Regions from separate parts of the Homo sapiens genome. Here region 1 is linked to region 2. Evidence: read pairs that join two places in POLR2A ChIA-PET (ENCODE). Cell type or tissue: IMR-90. All regions are shown on one strand. Links, peaks and the distances in the headings refer to the core of each region. The heading gives the core; the rest is flanking DNA. Region 1 overlaps FAM13B (family with sequence similarity 13 member B). Region 2 overlaps NME5 (NME/NM23 family member 5).

Region 1 (12,034 bases), core at 2,113-10,112, 180 kb after region 2:
GTTAGCTAGGTTTAAAGATTTAAATATAAATACTCTTACCAAATATTTTACAGTTAAACAGCAACTTAATTTGCCACTTTTGGTTACAAGAGACTTGGTTGTGAAAACACTTTCCTGAATTTGGGATCCAAACTTGTCTTCCAATAAGACATATTCTAAAACTGCATGTTTATATTTGAAAATAGTTTGCACAGTGGGAGTGGGACAGTTGGCTGTATAGGCACAGTAAACTAATGAAGACTACACTTGGATATGTGCTGGATGTGTTTAAGCTGGGTGTGAAAAGCTTCCGTAGTTGTGAAATATATTCTTTATTTTAAAATACAGGATTCTAGTAGCAAGATATGTGATTTGAATGCCAACACTGAATCAGAAGTACCAGGAGGTCAGAGTGTTGGTGTTCAAGGGGAAGCAGCGTGTGTCAGTATTCCACATTTAGATCTGAAGAATGTTTCTGATGGTGATAAATGGGAAGGTAATTTTACCCACACGCATTATTTTCCTGATAATGTTACTTGTAACCGAAATTACCCTAAGCAATGATAAGACTACAGCCCTTTTCTGGATAACCTTATTCATCTTGATCTTCTGTTCTCCCTTTCATGTAAGATGAACAAGTGGGTGTTTTTAGTGAAACACACTGAGATTTTGGGGCAGCATCTCATATGAACTAGAAGTTCTTGTCTGATCCATCAACAGCTTTGAAAATGGATGTTAGAACTGATTTTTTTAAAAAGTCACCCAGCATACGTTTTTGTTAATATTTAAATCAGGTGCTATCTCCTAGTCTTTGGAAGCCCAGTATGTTAAGGCTTAGGGATCTCACCAGTTTAAGCAGAGCGTGTATAATTACCTTGTCCTTAGTATCATCAGTAGTACTTTTTTGAAAAATGACCTTCAAGGGTACTTCTAAACAAATATTGTACCATATTCCTGTATTTCTGTCTTAGGTTATGAAGGTATGGTGCAGGGGACTCTAAAAATTTGCACAAAGGAGAGAAGTTAAAATTTAACAAGCAAACAACATGGGTATATGCATTTCTCAAAACTCAGCAAATACATAGATTTTTGTGTTTCTTTGTATATAAAGTTCTCTTTTTACTTCAAGAGGATAAAAAACTGTAAACAAATGCTGAACTTCAGTGGATGATTTGCATGCTGGAGTGTTTATGGGGAAATTTACTGATACCTGCAGTTTACTCTGAAATCCATGAAAAAAATAAGATGGTTAATGGGATGGATAAATGTTATAAAGCAAGTATAGTAGAATGTTAATGGTAGATTGTGATTGGTATATGGATATTCAGTGTAAAGTTCTTTCAATTTTGCTATGTATTTGTAAACTTTCAAATAAAATGTTGAGTGGGGGTGGGAATCAAGCAATAAATTTGGATCTAGGAGTTTTTCTGGATCATACACTTTGGTAAAGAGACAATGAGATAACTCAAGAATCTTAAGGATAGTTACATATTCATTCACTTGGATGAAGATCCCTGGGTTGTCTCACCTTTGGCAAGTATCTGTTGACATACACTGGCAATAACAGGAATTCTAATGCCAGTGCCACGGACTCCTTTTGGCACTGTTTAAGTGTACTCACCTGATCGCAAATGGAGTGTGTGTGGGTCTTGTTTTTTTTTTTAAGGTCTAGGCATTTTTTTTTAAGAGCCCCAACCAAGTCATTGTCTGTGCCAATTTTTATTGCCATCTCCTCCCCACCCTCCTTTTTATATAGGTCTAGATGTTTGGCATGCCCAGTGGCATATTATCTGTTTTAACTTAGACTAAATTAGAAAGTTGTCTTTAATTTGCTTTGTTCTGGGTTATTCAGGACATCTGGAATTTATGAAGATGCTTCCCAGTGTTGGGGGATATGTTAGCATACTGGTGGCAGTTGAAGATTAAATGTTCTTTTTTGTTATTTATTGTGGCTGAAATAAAAGGAATGGTGGTCGACAGAGCATCCCTTGCAGCATTGCTAGGAAATGAGTCTTCAAAGGAAGCAGCTTGGATTCTGATAAAGCACTTTTGTTTCTTCCTATTAGAAGATGCAGATAAATAGTTCTTTATGATCTTTGGCCTGGGAGTCCTGATTAAATTTTAAACATAGAAGAATAATTGTTTTTCATTGTCTGAAGAGGATAGACCTTCTCTGTCTAGCGTCAGCGTTCTTGAGTCTCCCTGAAAGAGAACCTGATACTGGACTGTCTTTTTTTTCCATGTCAGAATCCAGCACCTATACCTTGGTATAGATAAAGGAGGTAACCTGTAGGCTGCTGATGCCTGATTTTCAGTGCCTGAGCTGCCCTGGTTCAACAGCCTAAACAAGTCTATGTAGGTCCCCTACTTGTTCTTCCAGAAATAGGGGTCCGCAACTTTCAGAAAGCCGACAGTTACAGACACCTGAGCGAACTTCCCAGCCATGAACTGTGCATGTGCTTTGTAGAGTGGCTGTTTGTAGACCATGTTGTTTCTTCTAACTTTGTCACTAATGCAAACATTGATTGGAGTTAGGATATTCCTCCAATTTTTTTTTTTTTTTTTTTTTTTGAGACGGAGTTTTGCTCTTGTTGCCCAGGCTGGAGTGCAGTGGGGCGATCTCAGCTCACCGCAACTTCCGCCTCGCAGGTTCAAGCAATTCTCCTGCCTCAGCCTCCTGAGTAGCTGGGATTACAGACATGTGCCACTACACCCGGCTAATTTTGTATTTTAGTAGAGACGGAGTTTCTCTGTGTTGGTCAGGCTGGTCTCAAACTCCCGGCCTCGGGTGATCCGCCCGCCTTGGCCTCCCAAAGTGCTGAGATTACAGGTGTGAGCCACCGTGCCCGGCCAGGAGTTAGGATATTCTAAATGAAAAAGTCTTATTTATTTAAGAGACCAACTTACTTTAGACCCTGGATACCTTGGAATCAGACATGCTTTGTTTGATGTGACTCTTTGTAGAGAAGTGGGATGACTCCAAATAGAGCCCTATGTCACTATTCCTAAGTACATAGTTTCTGTTTTGTTTTTTCCTCAAAGGATAAGAAAAATAGCAGAATGCAGTAGTAGTTAGCAAGCAGGTAGCACATGACTGTCACCAGTATGAATTTGTAGCAGCTGTTTGCAAAGTTTTGACTTTTAATGGAAGTGGATACCATCTTCAGATTCTCTCCTGCTAACTCTGGAATGAAATGCAGTAGGATTTTTTCAAAGAGCAAACTAAGGGAGATATTTTCCTTTAAAATCATTTACACTGAAAAGCTTCAAACAGTACCTGCTTAAGAATTTCCATTTCTTCAGTTTTATGTTTGAGTTTTAATAAAATAGCACGACTTTGAGTTTTCCCCCCCCTTTTTTGCATTGCTTGCTGAAATGGAAATGTTATGTTTGTGTTTGTTAAAATCTAGTTAGTAGTGATTTCTTTTAATAACGTTTTTGAACAGAATGCCTAACTGGTTTTAGGGAAATGTTTTTGGTATCTTTGGCTTTGTGTTATGTGTATGGTTTGTTCTGACTGTGCTGTGTGTTCACTTTAGTATTTTTTGCCATTTTTTCCATTTTATTAGCGTCATGCCCTATCACTTTTCCCCTCATTGATTTCAAAACAATGCATCTGCAGAGAGATGGGGAGGGTAAGTATGGTTCACCATAGTTTAGTTTTTTTGCCTTTTATGGTTCACTTTGTTTGTCTTTTTATTAAGCCCTTCTCCTGCTGTCCCCATATCTTAGGAAAACTGTTCTGGGTTCAAAGTGAACCCAGAAAAAATTGCTATTACTTTTGTCTTTTCTTAAAATAGGATATTTCTCATAAAATGTTTACTACCAGTTACTTATTTGCTGGGGCACAGGTACAAGGGTTGCTTTGAAAATCACTTTATTGTTGGGTTTATTGTGGGATTGCACGCTTTGTACCCAATTTTTAATTCTCAGATTGATCTGGGCTTCAAAAACAAACTAAATTATGTTCTTATTATTTTGAAAGGAAAGGTAATGCTTTAAATTGCTAATGCATAAAGTTAAACTAAATTACTAAAGCAGCGATCTTAGCTATTGTGTGAGGAAAAAGAAAACATCACTCTTGAATTTTGACACTGTCAAGCCCTCTTTGCATTCATTTTCGCTATTGCTAATAGCCAATAGCATCAAAATTTTTAAGTGTAGTTACTTAAAAAAAAGCTGCCGGGCGTGGTGGCTCACGCTTGTAATCCTAGCACTTTGGGAGGCCGAGGCAGGCGGATCACTTGAGGTCAGGAGTTCGTAACCAGCCTGGCCAACATGGTGAAACCCCATCTCAACTAAAAATACAAATATTAGCCAAACATGGTAGCAGGCGCCTGTAACACCAGCTCCTTGGGAGGCTGAGGCAGGAGAATCGCTTGAACCCAGGAGGCAGAGGTTGCAGTGAGTCAAGATCGTGCCACTGCACTCCAGCCTGGGTGACAGAGCAAGACTCCATCTCTAAAAAAATAAATAAATAAATAAAAAGCTAATGTGTAGATGGGAATTTTTTCTTTCCCTCCTGTGCTTAATGTTGTATTTGGGGTATATTTGTGGATTGTGTGTATGATCTGTATGTGTTCTATATGTAATCAAACATTATATTTGCAAAGACATCAAATGTATTAACATAGCTTTCATTTGAGGGCATACAGGATAACTGCAGTAAAGTAAATGTGCTTAAGAAGGCCTAGTGCTATTAAGTTTTGTCTTAGTAACACTGTTGGGTATTATTAAAATATATATTATACATAGGAATCCTGTAGCAGAAGATAACCATCACAGTTTAATGTTAGAGGCCAGGTGCTGTCAGGTGAATTAGCTCCTCCTTTGGGAATATTAGAATTCTTCTAAAGTCAGAGAACTCCATTTGGTGAGTGTTCCATGTAACATGGGGAACAGCTCCCACTTTTTCTTAATATAGCTATTTGACAGTGAGGGACAGGTCATACACCTGACATCATTTGGCTTTTAAATTAAATTTCTAAGAAAGAACTGTTCAGTTCTTGCTGTTTCTGGTTTTCCCCTACTTGAAAACTAACATTTGTAAATAAAACATCTTTTGAAAAGTTCAGAATTATATTAAATAACATCTTTAGAATTAAATTGAGTTTTAAAGAGCTTGACAATGTCCTTTCTTGCTTTGCCACTGGGTTCAGAAATTTAAATTTATATGGAAATAGAACTCTGGGCTGGGCACAGTGGCTCATGCCTGTAATCCCTGCACACTGAGAGGCTGAGATGGGAGGATCACTTGAGCCTAGCAGTTCAAGACCAGCCTGGCCAACATAGTGAGACCTCGTCTCTACCAACAACAAAAAAAAGAAAATTAGTCAGGCGTAGTGGCAAGCGCCTGTAGTCCCAGCTACTCGGGAGGCTAAGGTGGGAGGATTGCTTGAGCCTAGAAGGTCGAGGCTGCAGTGAGCCACCATCATGACACTGAATTCCAGAGCCTGGGCAGCAGAGCGAGACCTTATCTCAAAAAAAAAAAATTGAACTCTGGACTAAAAAGTGAAGCTTGAATAATTTTAAACTATAGTAGGCTTTATGAAGATTATATATATATATATATACACACACACATGTATGTGTGTGTGTGTGTGTGTATGTGTGTATGTATATATGAACCACTACATAATGATATGATTTAAGGAACACATAGCTGATATTTTGTGACTTTTTTCCCACGTGGAATCAAGAGACCCATGGTACTATTCTTTGTGTTTGTTTTATAGAGCCATTTCCTGCTTTTAAGTCTTGGCAGGAGGACTCTGAGTCTGGAGAAGCTCAGCTGTCTCCACAAGCTGGAAGAATGAATCATCACCCCTTGGAAGAGGACTGTCCTCCAGTATTATCACACCGCAGTTTAGATTTTGGTCAAAGCCAGCGTTTCCTACATGATCCAGAAAAGTTGGATTCCTCATCTAAAGCACTGTCTTTTACTAGGTATATGATTTTTATGTACTTACAAGAGGCAATTCCTATTATGTACCCAAGTCTTTTGAGAGATTTAGTCTTCCAGCCTGGGCTTCAATAGTGAAACTCCATCTCAAAAAAAAAAAAAAAAAAAGAGAGAGATTGAGTCTTCTAGACATAGAATTCAGAGCTTTCTCACTGATTTTATAGAGCACATTTTTGTAAGTTTTGGTTTTTTTTGACCCTGCTGAGTTCAGTGAGGTGTAGCGTTTGAAGTTTGCTCTCAAATAGACATTTTCTCGTGGTGTATTATTCATTTATTTATGTATTCATCGCTGAAATACAGAGCTCTGTAAAGGAAGCAGCAAATGGTGCTGAGCAGTTCCTAATCTTTTTTTATCAAAGCTTTAAATGGATCTGAATGTCAAAAACTTTGTTATGCAGTTTGAACAGTTACAAGAGCTCTGAGCTGCTAGGTATCTTTGTTTCTTTGCTGCCTTTGTCCAAACCAGTTTTAAATGATTCCAAACTGTTTTCATCACCACTTGTATTAGCTAAATTTGTGGTCTGTAACATTACAGTGTTTCTTTATACTACCTGTCCTTTAGTGTTAGGGACTTATTTTTACCTTTAAGATTTACTTATTGCTAATAGTGCCATGTCAGGGCAATAAGAGATACAGTGTTGGTACTTGAAAATTTAACAGTGTTGGCCTTTTGTTTTAATTCAGAATTCGAAGATCATCCTTTAGTTCAAAAGATGAAAAGAGAGAGGACAGAACACCTTATCAGCTGGTCAAGAAACTTCAGAAGAAAATCAGACAATTTGAGGAACAGTTTGAAAGGGAAAGAAATAGCAAGGTAGGTTTGTAGCATTCCCCAGAGTGAGCTTAATCTAATATTAGAACTGAGAGGATAGTTTTTCAAAAGCATTAGTTTAGATCTGTGTGAGAAAGGTAACAAATCTGAGATACCCGGAGGAACAGTGATCATGTAGATCTGAGATTATATAACTCCTTGGTCTCCTGACTTCCAGGCCAGTATTCTTGCCATTTGCACCGTGGCATCTTTATATTTCCACTGGCAAAGCAGCTTTTAGAATTTTTAAAGCAAATACTTTACATTGACAAATCATGTTACTGCTATTTCTGCTCTATCAAAAACTACAAGTACCAAGTGGGGAGGAGAGGGAGTTTGTGAGGGATGGAGTGGAGGAGGGGAAAGAGAATTTTAATAGTTAGAACATATGAAGTGGAAAGAGTCCTGTACTTGGAGTCAGAAGACCCATATTCAAATCTGGCTTCTGCCAGTTACGAGACCTTACCTTGGGAGAACTTGACTTAATATCCTGCCCTATCTAATTAAAATAAGATGAAATGAGAATTGAGCAGTCTTTGCTGTGGGAATTGTAAAATACTATTTGGACATAAATTAATGTAACTATTGCTTATCACAAGTGTCAGTGATTCTGCTCCATAATTTTTCAGCCCTCCTACAGTGATATTGCTGCCAATCCAAAGGTATTAAAATGGATGACAGAGCTTACAAAACTGCGGAAGCAAATTAAAGGTATATTATGTGCCATTTTGTAATATATTTGCATTTTAAAAATTTTTTTATATTAATGTCTGAGAATCACAAATACAACTTTTGATAATTTTAAATCTTGGGCACTGTTTGACAAAAATAAAAGTTACCTTTTTTTGTTTTATTAGGGTCAAAATTGCATACTGTAGTACTGTGTTATAGTACAGTACTGTAGTTCTGTATTATATTTTAAATGTCTTTTTTGTGTTTTTATTAGTAATATCTTTTTGAAAGATACCTGAGATTGTATATTAATAAGTGAACTGATGTTATAAAGTTTATCTAAAATATATTTCAGATATTAAGCAGCTTTGAGTTTTGTTGGATATTTCATTAAGATTTTTTGGTAGGTATTTTCATCTAAGACTAAGAATGTCTAATCACAGTGACTCGTTTATACCACAAAGACTAAATTGTAACTCTTGAATGATAAACTAGGCATTGCATTTCTGGGTGTCAAACCAGTATAGTAATTGTTGAAGTATATTTAGTTTGTGGATGTTTAGTGAGTATGTGTTTTAATAATTATTACTTTAAAAATTATGCAAAATAGGGGTTTATTATCTGGAGCATCACTTTGGTTTAAATTTACTCAATAAAGTTTTTATTTTTATTTTTATTTCTAATTTTTTCGAGACAGAGTCTCACTCTGTTGTCCAGGCTGGAATTCAGTGACGCCATCTCAGCTCACTGCAACCTCTGCCTCCTGGGTTCAAGTGATTCTTGTGCCTTAGCCTCCCGAGTAGCTGGGATTACAGGTGCACGCCACCAAGCCCAGCTAATTTTTGTAATTTTAGTAGGGATGGGGTTTTGCCATGTTGCCCAGGCTGGTCTCGAACTCTTGGGCTCAAGCGATCCCCCTGCCTCAGCCTCCCAAAGTGCTGGGATTATAGGTGTGAGCCACTGCACCTGGCCTATAAAAATAAAAAAATATATATTTTTTATTTTTTTGAGACAGAATCTTGCTCTGTCATCGAGGTTGAAGTGTGGTAGCATGGTCATGGCTCACTGCAGCCTTGAACTGGTGAGCTCAAGTGATCCTTCCACCTCAGCCTCAAGAGTAGCTAGGACTACAGACATGCACTGCCACACCCAGGTAATTTTTTAAAATTTTGTATAGAGTTGGGGTCTTGCTTTGTGCCTGGATTGGTCTCAAACTTCTGGCCTTCAGCAGTTCTCCCACCTCGGTCTTGCAAAGTGTGGGGATTACAAGTATGAGCCACCGTGCCCAGCCCAGTAAAGTGTTAAGTATTTCTGAGGTACTAAATACTTTGTAGACAACTAGGGATATAGCAGTGAACAAGACAGACAGAGTCCCTGCTGTCATGGAGTTTATATTCTTGTGGTTAAGATAATGTTTGCCTCTCTCTCTCTCCTTTTTTTTTTTTTTTTTTTTTTTTGTTTGAGACAGGGTTTTACTCTGTTGCCCTGGAGTGCAGTGGCACGATCTTAGCTCATTGCAGCTTCCACCTCCCGGGCTGAAGCGATCCTCCCACCTCAGCATCCCGAGTAGCTGGGACTACAGGCACATGCCACCATGCCCAGCTAATTTTTTTGTATTCTTAGTAGAGATGGCATTGCACCATGTTGCCCAGGCTGGTCTCAAAACTCCTGGGCTCAAGCCATCTGTCTGCCTTGGCCTCCCACAGTGCTGGGATTACAGGCGTGAGCCACCTCACCCGGCCAAGATAATGTCTCTTAACTCCTCTTTAGAGTATCACTTAATTTTCCCCTATACTTCTGTTAAAGATTTCCTTGTTTAATGCCAATTTCCAGTCATCAGTGAAAATTATTACCTTGATTTTATTAGTAGTTGATACCATTAAATTGTCTAGCATTGGCCTCCTAATTTTCCCATTTTCTTTCACTTTTACTGCTCTGTAGTCCGTCTGCTGCATGGTAGTCAGAATTATCTTTAAAAAAGTCATGTTAGCCTGGGTCCCAGCTACTCTGGAGGCTGAGGCAGGAGGACCACTTAGGCCTAGGAGGTCAAGGCTGCAGTGAGCCATGTTTGTGCCACTGTACTCCAGCCAGGGTGACAGGGCAAGACCCTGTCTCAAAAAGAAAAATAAATAGTCTTACTACTTTCTTTTTCAAGCCCTTCAGTGGGCTTCCACCTAGAATAAAGTCAAAACTCCTTACTGTGGTTTTCAAGGCCTTGCACAGTCTGCCCTTGGCCGATTTTATCACTTTCATCTCTTTTCTGTTCCTCAAACTTGCCAAGCTTTAGGACCTTCACACTGGCTATTGCCTCACTGGGGACAGATGCCCTTCCACTAAATCCTTTGTGCTAGACAAGCTCCTTATTCCGTATTCTACCAGGATGATACTATTCAGAGAGGTCTTCTTTGTCAATCCCGTCCAATGTAGTTGTTCCTCCACAAATTATACTCCTTTTAGCGCTGTGACTCTACCCTGTTTTACCTATAGATCATAGCATTCTTTAAAGTTATTTTACTAATCTGAGTATTTGGTTATTGTTTTCCTTCTCTGAATATATGCTCCACAAGAACAGGAACCATGTCTGTTTTGTTTTCTTCTGTATCTCCCATGCCCATCAGAGCATTTTATTCAATAATAGGCTCTCTATGGATATAAAAATAATAGCTTGTTCTCTCTTTTTTTGTTGTTGTTTTTGTGTTTTTTTGAGACAGGGTCTGACTCTGTTGCCCAGGCTGCATTGCAGTGGTGCAGTCTCAGTTTACTGCAGCCTGAGCCTCCCAGGCTCAATGTGGTCTTCCCACCCCAGCCTCCCAAGTAGCTGGGACTTACAGGCATGTGCCACAGTGCTCAGCTTTTTTTTTTTTTTTTGAGACAGAGTCTCACTGTCTCACCCAGGCTGGAGTGCATTGGCTGATGTTGGCTCACTGCAACCTCCGCCTTCTGGATTCAAGTGATTCTCCTGCCTCAGCCTCCTGAGTAGCTGGGATTACAGGTGTGTGCCACCAGGTACAGGCACATGACACCACACCTGGCTAACTTTTGTATTTTTAGTAGAGACGGGGTTTTGCCATGTGGACCAGGCTGGTCTCGAACTCCTGACCTCAAGTGATCCACCCACCTTGGCATCCCAAAGTGCTGTGATTATAGGCGTGAGCCACCACACCCAGCCTTGGCTAATTTAAAAAATTTTTTGTAGAGATGGGGTCTCACTCTGTTGTCCAGGCTAGTCTCAAACTCCTGGGCTCAAGCAGTCCTTCTGCTTCAGCCTCTCAAAGTTCTGGGATTACAGGTGTGAGCCACCACACCCAGCCTAGAATAGCTGTCTTGCTGTTTTTTGCTTCTTAAATGTTTTATTTGGCTTTGAAATATCTAAGTCTGTGTGCTGTTAATGTATACTTTCTTGTTGTGTATTTTGCTTATTCTTTGACCCGGTCAAAGCTAAAACCAATTATTACTGATCTGTCCTTATTTCTGACATGTAGATGCAAAACACAAAAATTCTGATGGAGAATTTGTACCTCAGACACGTCCACGTAGTAACACACTTCCAAAAAGCTTTGGCTCTTCTCTAGACCATGAAGATGAAGAGAATGAAGATGAACCCAAGGTCATTCAGAAGGAGAAAAAACCATCTAAAGAAGCAACCCTTGAACTTATTCTTAAAAGACTGAAAGAAAAACGTATTGAGAGGTGTCTTCCAGAAGATATCAAGGTAATCTTGAGCTATGATTTTTGCCCAGATTAGCCTTTAGAATTCCTGAAACAAAATAATTACTATAGCAGGGTAGAGATGTCTAGGTAGTCTGATTTTCCTGAATCTGCTCCCCATCTTTGCAGATTCAGAAACATGATTTAATCAGCATAACAGAAGTGCCAAATACTTCAAGAATTGAATCATAATAAAACTGAAAAAACTAGAATGCTGATGAGTTCATTTATGTTGGAGTCAGTTGGCAAGATGAGTGTATAAAGAGCATGAAACAGGTAGCTCATGCCTCAATTCCAGCAATTTCAGAGGTCGAGGCAGGAGGATTGCCTGAGCCCAGGAGTTCGAGACCAGCCTGAGCAACAAAGTGAGACCCTGTCTCTACAAATAAAATTTAAAAATTAGCTGGATGTGGTAGTATGCACCTGTAGTTCCAGTTACTTGGAAGGCTGAGGTGGGAGGATCAATGGAGCCCGGGAGATTAGGACTGCAGTGAGCTGTGCCTCCAGCCTGGATGACAGAGTGAGAAAATAAGTAAATAAATAAATAAATAAATAAAGCATGAAACAGACCTACAGACCTTAGCTTGAATCCTGTCCTTGTGTCTTAATAGCTGTATGTATTGAGCTCCTAGCTTATGCCCCACGTTGGCTGGTTATATTTTATGCATTATGCCACTCAGCCCCTTCAACAATCCTATAATGTATATTGACGTGATTATGTCCATTAATACTAACTTGATATGGTTGTTATGAGGATTAAATGATTTTTTTTTTTTTTGAAGAGCCATTATTCTTCCCCAGTAAAGCCTGTGCCTAGGGCAGTCCTGATCAAAGCACTTGGCAACCTAATCTTATATTGGATGAGATTTGCTTGGAGAATGGAGAGAGTAGATGGTCTCAGG
Region 2 (12,034 bases), core at 388-8,387:
TTCATGTTTGCCAATATTTGAAAAATGGAATTCTGGGGAAATAAACATTTAAAAAGGGTTGCCTATTGAGGGCAAGGAAGAACTGAGTAGATTAGGAAATGGATAGGAATAAGATTTTTCAGTATATACCTTTTTGTCTTGCTTTGAATTTTTGAATCCTGTAATTATATTACCCATTAACTTTAGAAAAAATAAATGAAGTATACAGATAAAGGCGTCCCATTTAAGTTTTTTAAAAGTCCGTATTTTGCCCGGGTGCAGTGGCTCATGCCTGTAAACCCAGCACTTTGGGAGGCCAAGGCGGGTGGATCACCTGAGGTCAGGAGTTGGAGACCAGCCTGACCAACATGGTGAAACCCCGTCTCTACTAAAAATATGAAAATTACCTGGGTGTGGTGGCACGTGCCTGTAATCTCAGCTACTGGGGAGGCTGGGGCAGGAGAATGGCGTGAACCCGGGAGGCGGAGGTTGCAGTGAGTCAAGATCGTGCCATTGCACTCCAGCCTGGGCGACAGAGGGAGACTCTGTCTTGAAAAAGAAAAAAAAGTCCTTTTTTTTTTTTTTGAGACGGAGTCTCGCTCTGTGTCGCCCAGGCTGGAGTGCAGTGGCGCAATCTCGGCTCACGGCAAGCTCCGCCACCCAGGTTCACGCCATTCTCCTGCCTCAGCCTCCCGAGTAGCTGGGACTACAGGCACCCTCCACCACGCCCAGCTAACTTTTTGTATTTTTAGTAGAGACGGGGTTTCACTGTGTTAGCCCGGATGGTCTCGATCTCCTGACCTTGTGATCCACCTGCCTCGGCCTCCCAAAATGCTGGGATTACAGGCGTGAGCCACTATGCCCGGCCAAAAAAGTCCATATTTTAAAAAATATTTAGTGACGGCCGGGCGCGGTGGCTCACGCCTGTAATCCCAGCTCTTTGGGAGGCCGAGGCGGGCAGATCACAAGGTCAGGAGATTGAGACCACAGCGAAACCCCGTCTCTACTAAAACTACAAAAAATTAGCCGGGCGCAGTGGCGGGCACCTGTAGTCCCAGCTACGAGGCAGGAGAATGGCGTGAACCCGGGAGGTGGAGCTTCCAGTGAGCTGAGATCGCGCCACTGCACTCCAGCCTGGGTGACAGAGCGAGACTCCGTCTCAAAAAAAAAAAAAAGTGACAAACTTAATAATTAAGTGGCTAGTGTTAATTATAAATTAAAAATTAGCCGGCCGTGGTGGCTCAATCCTGTAATCACAGCACTTTGGGAGGATGAGGCGGGTGGATCACCTGAGGTCAAAAGTTCAAGACCACCCTGGCCAATGTGGTGAAACCTTATCTCTACTAAAAATCCAAAATTAGGGCTGGGTGCGGTGGCTCATGCCTGTAATCCCAGCACTTTCAGAGGCCGAGGTGGGTGGATTACCTGAGGTCAGGAGTTCGAGACCAGCCTGGCCAACATGGTGAAGCCCCATTTCTACTAAAAACACAAAAATTAGCCGGGCGTGGTGGTGGGAGCCTGTAATCCCAGCTACTCAGGAGGCTGAGGCAGGAGAATCGCTTGAATCTGGGAGGCGGAGGTTGCAGTGAGCTGAGATTTCACCACTGCACTCCAGCCTGGGCAACAAAGCAAGACTCCATCTCAAAAAACAAACAAACAAAAATCAGCTGGGCGTGGTGGCGCATGCCTGTAATCCCAGCTACTCAGGAGGCAAGGCTGGAGAATCACTTGAACCCGGGAGGCGGAGGTTGCAGTGAACTGAGATTGTCTGGGCAATGTACTGAGACCAGAAAAAACAAACAAACAAAAAAATTTAATGTAAATATATATGACACTTTCCCTAGTTAGTAACTTTCAGAGCAAAGGCAGCCATGGTACATCCTTCATTTTTTGCTTTAATTGCGGTAAAATATACACAACATAAAATTTACCATTTTAACCGTTTTTAAGTGTACATTTCAGTTGCATTAAGTACATTCACATTGTTGTACAACCATCACTACTGTCCATTTCTAGAACCTTTTCATCTTAAACTGAAACACTCTACCTAATGCTAACTCGTTGCTTCCCTCTTCCCCATCCCCGATAACCACTATTCTACTTGCTGTCTGTAGGAATTTGACTATTCAAGCTATCTAATTTAAGTGAAATTATGCAAGTTTTGTCCTTTGCACTGTATGCTTTTAAAATAGGCTTGGGAGTCCAATGAACTTGAGGCTTTCCTGTCCCACTTAAGGGAAAAGCTGAAAAATGATATGTCATTTCAGTAGATGGCAGTGTTGCCTTTGTTACAAACTAAGAGTTCTGTTCTGATAGTACTTGGTATCACTGCTTCTCTGTGAAAATATTCAACCTAATTTCAGATGAGATCGGGTGTGTTCAGGGTGGTATGGCTGTAGACTATTCAACCTAATTTCAAAAAATTTCACCTGATCCAGTTTTAAAGCAACCAATGGAATAATTGATTTAGTATCAATTTTATTTAAAGATGAACCCTTAAGGCCGGGCGCGGTGGCTCACGCCTGTAATCCCAGCACTTTGAGAGGCCGAGGCGGCAGATCATGAGGTCAGGAGATCAAGACCATCCTGGCTAACACGGTGAAACCCCGTCTCTACTAAAAATACAAAAAAAAAAAATTAGCCGGGCGTGGTAGCAGGCTCCTGTAGTCTCAGCTACTCCGGAGGCTGAAGCAGGAGAATGGCGTGAACCCAGTAGGCGGAGCTCGCAGTGAGCCGAGATCGCGCCACTGCACTCAAGCCTGGAGGACAGAGTGAGATGAGACTCCGTCTCAAAAAAAAAAAAAAAGATGAACCCTTAATTTTAAAAATTGTGCTACATTGGCTGGCATACCTGCAGAAGGTAGGTTCCCCTGCTTTTTAAGGGGCAAGTGGCAGATAAGGGCTTACATTACAACAGATGAGATTTTATTTTTAAACTCAGCAAGAAAAAACAAAAAAAAAAAACGCTAATACGCATAATCATAGTTTCATGTCTTAATTTTAGATAATAGAATGGAGGATTATGCTAAATCAGGTGCTCTTGTAATTTCTCACATCTTTTATTTAATCGCTGTATGAATTTCAATTTGAGAACAAATGTCAGCACCTTTTTCATAGTAACTGGCCCTTCACTGGTGAGAATCCAGTGGGTCCTATTCATAGCAGAGCTATGCCACCTAGGTAAGCGTGTTCCTAAACTTCTTGCTCTGGGCGGTTTGGTCCCTTGCTACAAACCAAGCAATTTTACCAAGTTTCTGAAGCCTGCGGAGACACGGAATTTTGGAAAGGGCTTTAAGAGGTGAGTTACTTGGTAAAATTCACACTTACTCTCAGGAAAATCTAAGACATTTTAGAAAGACAGATTTCTGCCATAATCATGGAGATTTTTAGCCTTCACTTAGTGACATATCTCCATTTTTCATCATCCTTACTGCAGGCAGAGGTTCTTTGATTTCTACTTTGAATCCCTCTGTTATATTTTGAGCATTTTCTCTCCTCACCCACCTTTAGTGGAATTGAAAAAACAGCAGTAATAAATAATTTTTTTTTTCTTTTGAGACCAAGTCTCACTCTGTTGCCCAGGCTGGAGTGCAATGGCATGATTTCGGCTCACTGCAACCTCTGCCTCCTGGGTTCAAGCAATTCTCGTGCCTCAGCCTCCCGATTAACTGAGACTACAGGTGTGCACCACCAATTTTTGTATTTTTTGTAGAGACGGGGTTTCTGCGTGTGGCCCAGGCTGGTGTTGAACTCCTGGACTCAAGCAGTCCGCCTGCCTCGGTCTCCCAGAGTGCTGGGATTAGAGGCATGAGCCACCGAGCCTGGCCAGCAGTAATAAATAATTTTTTAAAAGCTCTCAAGGCCGGGCGCGGTGGCTCACACCTGTAATCCCAGCACTTTGGGAGGCCAAGGTGGGCAGATCATCTGAGGTCAGGAGTTCAAGAGCAGCCTGGCCAACAAAGCGAAAAACCTGTCTCTACTAAAAATACAAAAATTAGCCAGGCATGGTGGCAGGCACCTATAATCCCAGCTACTCAGGAGGCTGCGGCAGGAGAATCACTTGAATCCAGGAAGTGGAGGTTGCAGTGAGCCAAGATCACACCACTGCACTCTATCTAGCCTGGGTGACAGAGCAAAACTCCGTTTCAAAAAAATAAAAAAAAAAAAAAGCACTCAAAATAGCTGCTTCTAGAGAAAGCATGAGTTTCAAATTAGACTGAGCTACCATGATTTTTTAAACCTGATTAATTTTTATAGTCTCATTTGTGAAGGAAATAACATCTATTTGTCCAGAGTGTTTCATACTCTTTCAGATTGAGAAACATACTAGCATCTAATTTTTTTTTTTTTTAGACAGAGTCTCATCCTGTTACCCAGGCTGGAGTGCAATGGTGCTATCTCAATCTTGGCTCACCACAACTTCTGCCTCCTGGGTTCAAGCAATTCTCATGCTTCAGCCTCCTGAGTAGCTGGGATTACAGACATGCACCACCACGCCTTACTAATTTTTGTATTTTTTTTTTTTGACGGAGTTTCACTCTTGTTGCCCAGGCTGGAGTGCAGTGACACGATCTTGGCTCACTGCAACCTCTGCCTCCCGGGTTCAAGTGATTCTCCTGCCTCAGCCTCCCAAGCACCTGGGATTATAGGTGCCCGCCACCACGGCTGGCTAATTTTTTTTTTTTTTTTTTTTTTTTTTTAGCAGAGACGGGGTTTCATCATGTTGGCCAGGCTGGTCTTGAACTCCCGACCTCAGGTGATCCACCCACCTCGGCCTCCCAAAGTGCTGGGATTACAGGCGTGAGTCACTGCGCCTGGCCTAATTTTTGTATTTTTAGTAAAGATGGGGTTTCACCATGTTGGCTAGGCTGGTCTCAAACTCCTGACCTCAGGTGATCCACCTGCCTTGTCCTCTCAAAGTGCTGGGATTACAGGAATGAGCCACCACACCCGACCTAATTTTTCTTTTTTCTTTTTTTTAGACGGAGTCTCGCTCTGTCACCCAGGCTGGAGTGGAGAGGTGCAATCTTGGCTCCCTGCAACCTCTGCCTCCCGGGTTCAAGCTGTTGGCCTGCCTCAGCCTTCCGAGTAGCTGGGACTACAGGCGCGTGCCACCACACCTGGCTAATTTTTTGTATTTTCGGTAGAGACGAGATTTCACCATGTTCACCAGGCTAGTCTCGAACTCCTGACCTCAGGTGATCCACCCACCTCGGCCTCCCAAAGTGCTGGGATTACAGGCGTGAGCTACCGCGCCTGGCCTGATTTTTGTATTTTTAGTAGAGATGGGGTTTCACTATGTTGGCCAGACTGTTCTCGAACCCCTGACCTCAAGTGATCTGCCTGTCTTGGCCTCCCAGAGTGTTGGGATTACAAGCCTGAGCCACCATGCCTGGCCTAATTTTTCTTAATGTTACAGTGAATCAAGATATTTATGACAGAACCAGAATAAAGAACACACGTTCAAATGAAAAACTTTTTACTGCATCATTATACTACATGTTACTTTTTTTGTTAGTTTGTTTGATACAGGGTCTGCTTTATCGCCCAGGCTGGAGTGCAGTCGTGTTATCATGGCTCACCACCTCTAATGTAGTGGGGACTACAGGCGCACACCACCACACCCGACTGATTTTAAAATTTTTCATAGAAACAAAGTCTTCCTGCGTTGCTTAGGCTGGTCTCTAACTCCTGGCTGGGATGAAGCGATCCTTCCGCCTTGGCCTCCCAAAATGCTGGGATTATAGGCATGGGCCACTGTGCCTAGCTGTTATTTCTAAGTACTAAAATGAGACCAGCTCCCAAAATAGTAACACAAATAGAGAAACATGAATTTGGAATATTTTTAAGTCCAGTTTTGTTAATTGAAGTGTTATTTACTTTAAGAAGGAGATGCGATAAATTTGTTACTGACAAAACATATGCTGAGGGAGGCTTCCTAACTGGAATAATTTTTCTTTTTCTCTGTCGCCCGGGCTGGAGTGCAGTGGTGCAGTCTTGGCTCCCTGCAACCTCCGCCTCCCGGGTTCAAGCAAATCTTCTGCCTCAGCCTCCCGAGTAGCTGGGACTACAGGCGCATGCCGCCCGCCCGGCTAATTTTTTGAATTTTAGTAGAGACGGGGTTTCACTGTGTTGCCTAGGCTGGTCTCGAACTCCTGAGCTCAGGCAATCCACCGACCTCGGCCTTCCAAAGTGCTAGGACTACAGGCATGAGCCACCGCACCCGGCCATAATTTTTCTTAAGTAGGCTAAGTAATTCCTCTTACTATCTTATTTACAGCATACATTTAATTATATCCTTTTCTTTCTTCATAATACAAAGATAAACCTTGAAGTTATAATCAGATTGGTACTAGTTTCAAGTTACTAATGATTTTAATGAGCTATCATTGAACTGTCATTTTAAATGCTTTTGTTGACTTTGTGTCTTTTATAGAGAAGAAAACTACGCCTCAGCCCTGAGCAATGTAGTAACTTTTATGTGGAAAAGTATGGAAAAATGTTTTTCCCCAACTTAACAGCTTACATGAGTTCTGGACCACTTGTCGCCATGATATTAGCTAGACATAAAGCCATCTCTTATTGGTTAGAACTTTTGGGACCAAATAATAGCTTAGTAGCGAAGGAGACACATCCAGACAGGTAATTTTCAGGGTTTGGGGGATGGCAGGGAATGGAATCCATCTGTGAAAATGAAAAAAAAAAATCTGATTTCATTGTAATGGGAATTTTTTTTTTATTTGGAAGTTTTCCAAAATCAACTTTTTTGGGGGGCAGAGGGTGGCAGGGCCTGGGGGGTCCATTTTACATTTTAAAGTGTTAAATGTCTATTTTAATACTACCTACCAGAAAAAGCAACAGAGAATGTCTGATTTATAGTTGATTACCCTTATTCTCTCAACCTTTAAACTGCCACTGAAGTAGGATTTTTAGATGGAAAAATTGGAATGGTATTTTAAAAGAATAATGGTAATACAGGAACAGAAATTCAAATTTTCAGCATTATTGCTAATGTATGGAAACAAGAAGATATTGAGTTCTTGCACTTTTGAATGTGCATTGCTTTTTTACTTCTCACAAAACAACACCACGTTTTTATCCAGAGAACTCCTATTTTCTCAGTGTATTCCTCCTGCAGACGTAAATATATTTGATCCTTATCTAGATAGATAAGCTTAAATTTAAGCTTAAATTTGACATAAATTGTGAAGCTTTCATATGTAAGAAGTGGCAATGCTTTTGTAAAATTCTTAAGTGGAATGCATGCATATAAAGTAAGGAATAGACGTTAGATTGGATGGACGTCATCTCTAACTTGTTTTTAGTCTGAGGGCAATTTATGGCACAGATGACCTAAGGAATGCACTTCATGGGAGTAATGACTTTGCTGCTGCGGAAAGAGAAATACGTTTTATGTTTCCTGAAGGTGAGTTACAGATGACTAACTTGTCAACTGCATCTCCTTATTGTTTGCTTTTTCTTTTATTTTGCGGATATAGCTGGGAAGGAAGATAAAATAATTTTTTTTCCAGTATATTTTGTTATGTTTTCAAGTTGTAGTTACTTAAAAACTTGAAGCCACAAATGGAAAACTTGACATTTCCCTAACAACTAAATTGTGCCCTTTAGGGAGTCTTTTGAGAAGTGTTTAATTTTTATTTATTTATCTATTTTTAACATTAAAAAAATTTAAGACAGTGTCTCACTGTCGCCGACGCTGAAGTGCAGTGGCACAATCTTGATTCATTGCAGCCTCAAACTCCTGGGCTCCGGTGATCCTCCCACTTTAGCCTCCCGGGTAGCTGAGACTATAGGTGCATGCCACCATGCCCAGCTAATTTTCTTTTATCTTTTGGAGAGATGGGGTCTCTCCGTATTGCCCAGCATACTCTCAGATGCCTGTGCTCAAGTAATCTGCCTGCCTTGGCCTCTCAAAGTGCTGGGATTGCAGGTGTGAGCCACCACACCCAGCTTAATTCTTTTTTCTTTCTTTTCTCTTGCATTAGACATATTCTTCTGTGTAACAGTTCTTTCTAGTTATCCTGAAAGGTTCAGTAGAGTTTGTGACACATGAGAAAAATAGTCTCTCTAGGAAACTACATTTGATTTACCGTCTTCTGTAACAATTTACTGTTTGCCTAACAAAGTCTCATGCAATTGAGAAATTAATAACTAGTCCCTTTTTTTGTTTCCTTACTGTTAGAGAAGTTGTAAACCTTTGAGAAGTGGACATACGAGGAAGAACACTGAAGTTTTTGGTTTGTTTTTAATATTTTTAGAGCAGAAATAAAATTTGGTGATTTTTGTTATAAGGAAAAAAATGCAAAGCATTGAGCAAAATTTTGGATTTTTTTAGTATGTTATTTTTCCTGTTATGACTTATTTTTCCCTAAGTCATTTAGATCTGTTCCTCAGTATTTTCCACTGGATATTCATTCAAATAAAACAGAAAACTGTCTTGGAGATTTAAAAGTTCCTGATATATTTTTTTTCTTTTTTTTGGAGATTTCACATGTTTTGAATAACTGATGTGATACAACAGTATCACTGTTGTTTGAATTTCTGAATTCAAAATAAATACATTTCACATTTTGAATACTTGATCTGTTACTTTTTAGTGCCAACAGGGTCGGTAACGGCCTGATGCTGACCTGACAATGGGCTGACAACTTTTCTCCACTGGCCTTTCAGTCATCCTCCCAGGGGAAGACCTGCTTCCCTCCTTTCTGTACAGTCTGAAAAGTCCCTGATTCTTAAACAAACAAACAAAAACCACTTTTAGAAATATATATTTTTTCTCAAAGCAGTCCTCCTGCCTCAGCCTCCCCAAACACTGGGATTACATGAGTGAGCTACCGTGCCCAGCGAGAGGTCTTTTTAATATGGTAGCACTTTATATTAGTCTTACAAGTGAATTAGACTTTTGCTCGTTAGCTTTTATTATTTATTTATCTATTTGAGATGGAGTCTCAGTCTGTCACCCAGGCTGGAGTGCAGTAGCATGATCACGACTCATGGCAGCCTCGACCTTCTGGGCTCAAGTGATCCTCCCACCTCAGCCTTTGAGTAGCTGGAACCACAGGCGCATATCACCACGCCCGGCTAATTTTTATATTTTCTATAGACATGAAATCTCACTACGTTGCCCAGGCTGGTCTTGAACTCCTGGGCTCAAGCAATACTGCTGCCTCTACCTCCCAAAATGTTGGGATTATAGGCATGAACCATCATGCCTGACTTCTCTTTAGCTTTTAAATAAAACAGGATAAAATTTCATTTTATCTTAAATAGAAGGTATATTTGGAAGCTCTTCTTACTCATAGGATTATATTCCTAAACTGTAATTTTCTTTCTTTTCGCTTTCTTTCTTTTTTTTTTTTTTTTTTTTTTTTTTGAGATAGATTCTCACTCTGTTGCCCAGGCTAGAGTGCAGTGGCACAATCACAGCTCACCGCAGCCTTGACCACGCAGACTCAAGTAATCTTCCCACCTCAGCCTTTGGAGTAGGTGGAACCCCAGGTGTGCACCACCACACCTGGCTAGTTTTTCAAGTTTTTTGTAGAAGCGGAGTTTTGCCATGTTTCCCAGGCCAGTCTCGAACTCTTGGGCTCAAGCAATACTCCCACCTGCCTTCCAAAGTGTTGGGATTACAGGCATGAGCCACTGTGCCACTGTGCCCAGCCAACTGTTATTTTCAGTTGCCTTTGATTTTACTCATTAAATTAATCCGCTAGGCATGAGTTTAGAGATATAGTTAGACATTTGAGAAGCAGCAAGTTGTAGGATAAATATAAAATCATTAATTACTTAGCACATTGTAGCTCTTTTGCTGTGAAGTTCTTTGGAGCAAGTACTCAGAGTTTGTGGTATGAGCGTCCTCTTACTTAGCAGTTGATGAACAACTATGTGCAAAACTTTATACGATGATTCACTCAAGCAAGTTATCAAGATATTTAAAGGCATGTTCTTAACCCTTGAAAAAAGTAATGCTGGCTGGACGTGGTGGCTCACAACTGTGATCACAACACTTTGGGAGGCTGAAGCGGATGGATCACTTGAAGTTGGGAGTTCAAGACCAGCCTGGCCAGCATGGTAAAACCCTGTCTCTACTAAAAATACAAAATTAGCCAGGCGTGGTGGCGCACGCTTGTAATCTCAGCTACTCAGAAGGCTGAGGCAGGAGAATTACTTGAACCTGGGAGGCAGAGGTTACAGTGAGCCGAGATTGTACCACTGTACTCCAGCCTGGGTGACAGAGTGAGACTGTCTGAAAGAAAAGAAAAGAAAAAAGTAATGCTCTCTTCTTTCCCTTTTTTCTGGGGGGTGGTCACAGGGTCTCTCCATGTCACTCCAGATGGAATGCAATGGTGCAATCATAGCTCACTACAACCTTAAACTCTTGTCCTCAAGCAATCCTCCTACCTCAGCCCCTTGAGTAGCTGGGACTACAGGTGTGTACCACCATGCTCGGCTAATTTTTTAATTTTTTTGTAGAGATGGGGTCTCACTACATTACCCAGGCTGGTCTCTTTTCCCTTTTAATATAAATGGCTAATTCAAAGTTTTGCTATATTCCATTTCTTCAACAAATTTATTAAGTTGCCTACTATTTGCCATAAATGCAAAGCTGAATAAGAAGATATCCCTGCTATCAAAATGATTATATTTGAAAATAAATATACAGTCTGGGTGTGGTGGCTCACACCTGTGATTCCAACACTTTGTGAGGCTGAGGCGGGAGAATCACTTGAGTCCAGGAGTTGGAGACCAGCCTGGGCAACATAGCAAGATCTCATCTCTACAAAAAATAAAAAATTAGCTGGGCATGGTGGCCCATGTCTGTAGTCCCAGCTACTCTGGAGGCTAAAGTGGGAGGATCACTGGAGCCTAGGAGGTTAAGGCTGTTTGAGCTGTGATGGCACCAGAGTGCTCCAGCCTGGACAACAGAGTGAGACCCTGTCTCAAACAAACAAACAAATAAATAAATAAAACAAGGATGAGAGAAAACTTAAAAAACTTAAAGTTCATCCATGTAAGAAACATGAAAACACTCTTTTTATTCTCTCATTAATTTATTCAGCCCTAGCCTGGCATGGTGGCTAACACTTGTAATCCCAACACTTTGGGAGGCAGAGGCAGGAGGATTGCTTGAGCCCAGAAGTTTGAGAGCAGCCTGGGCAATATGGCAAGACCCTGTCTCTACCAAAAATAAAAAAATTAGCTGGGGGTGGTGGTGTACACCTGTGGTCCCAGCTACTTGGGAGGCTGAGGTGGGAGATTCACTTGAGCCCAGCAGGTCGAGGCCGCAGTGAGCTGCATTTGCGCTGCTGTACTTCACTTGGGTGACAGAGTGAGACCCTCTCAATAAATAAATAAATGAATAATTCACTAATGAAATTAAGAAAACAATTCCAGGGAAGAAAATATTTGCAAACCATGTATCTGATAAGGGGTTAATGTCTAAAATATATAAGGAACTCTTACAAATCAATATCCAAAAAACCCCTAAATAACCCAATTAAAAAATGGGCAAAGGACTTGAATAGATATTTTTCTAAAGAAGACATACAAATAACCAACAAGTATATGAAAAGGTGCTTAAGGCCGGGTGTGGTGGCTCACGCCTGTAATCCCAGCTCTTTGGGAGGCCGAGGCTGGCAGATCACCTGAGGTCAGGAATTCAAGACCAACCTGGTCAACAAAGTGAAGCCCTGTCTCTACTAAAAAAAAAATACAAAAAATTAGCCAGGTGTGGTGGCACGTGCCTATAATCCCAGCTACTCGGGAGGCTGAGGCAGGATAACCACTTGAACCCAGGAGGTGGAGGTTGCAGTGAGCCAAGATCGCGCCATTGCACCCCAGCCTGGGCAACAAGAACAAGACTCCATCTCAAAAAAAAAAAAAAAAAAAAAAAAAAAAGTGCTCAAAATCACTAATCATCAGGGAAATACAGATCAAAACCACGGTGAGATATCACCTCACACGTTAGGATGGCTATTATCAAAAGAAAAAAAGGTAAATATTGGCAAGCATATAGGGAAATTGGAATGCTTGT

What was found. ChIA-PET counts read pairs that join two places held together with the same protein. Peaks named below come from ENCODE experiments on the same cell type or tissue, not always from the same donor. Only the 100,000 strongest peaks of a DNase experiment are listed, where the experiment ranks them.
Region 1: POLR2A ChIA-PET joins it to region 2 with 14 read pairs; 2 of 35 experiments call an interaction of 5 or more read pairs at or near these places.

The regions. Positions count from the first base shown.
Region 1 is chr5:137,948,057-137,960,090 of GRCh38, reverse strand. It overlaps FAM13B (family with sequence similarity 13 member B), which reads left to right. Exons shown (of 24, transcript NM_001385994.1): 13 at 328-475; 14 at 3,549-3,614; 15 at 5,715-5,925; 16 at 6,626-6,755; 17 at 7,382-7,463; 18 at 10,907-11,136. Among named protein-coding and RNA genes, the nearest start is that of PKD2L2, 65 kb to the right of the region's middle. RefSeq lists a silencer at 5,684-5,884. In IMR-90, for the core only: no CTCF peak of the experiment used is centred there; a DNase peak (open chromatin) is centred at 5,760; H3K27ac peaks cover 326 bases.
Region 2 is chr5:138,123,850-138,135,883 of GRCh38, reverse strand. It overlaps NME5 (NME/NM23 family member 5), which reads left to right. Exons shown (of 6, transcript NM_003551.3): 3 at 6,416-6,621; 4 at 7,305-7,405. Among named protein-coding and RNA genes, the nearest start is that of NME5, 9.6 kb to the left of the region's middle. RefSeq lists a silencer at 3,198-3,398. In IMR-90, for the core only: a CTCF peak has its summit at 2,247 (motif pointing right); a DNase peak (open chromatin) is centred at 2,263.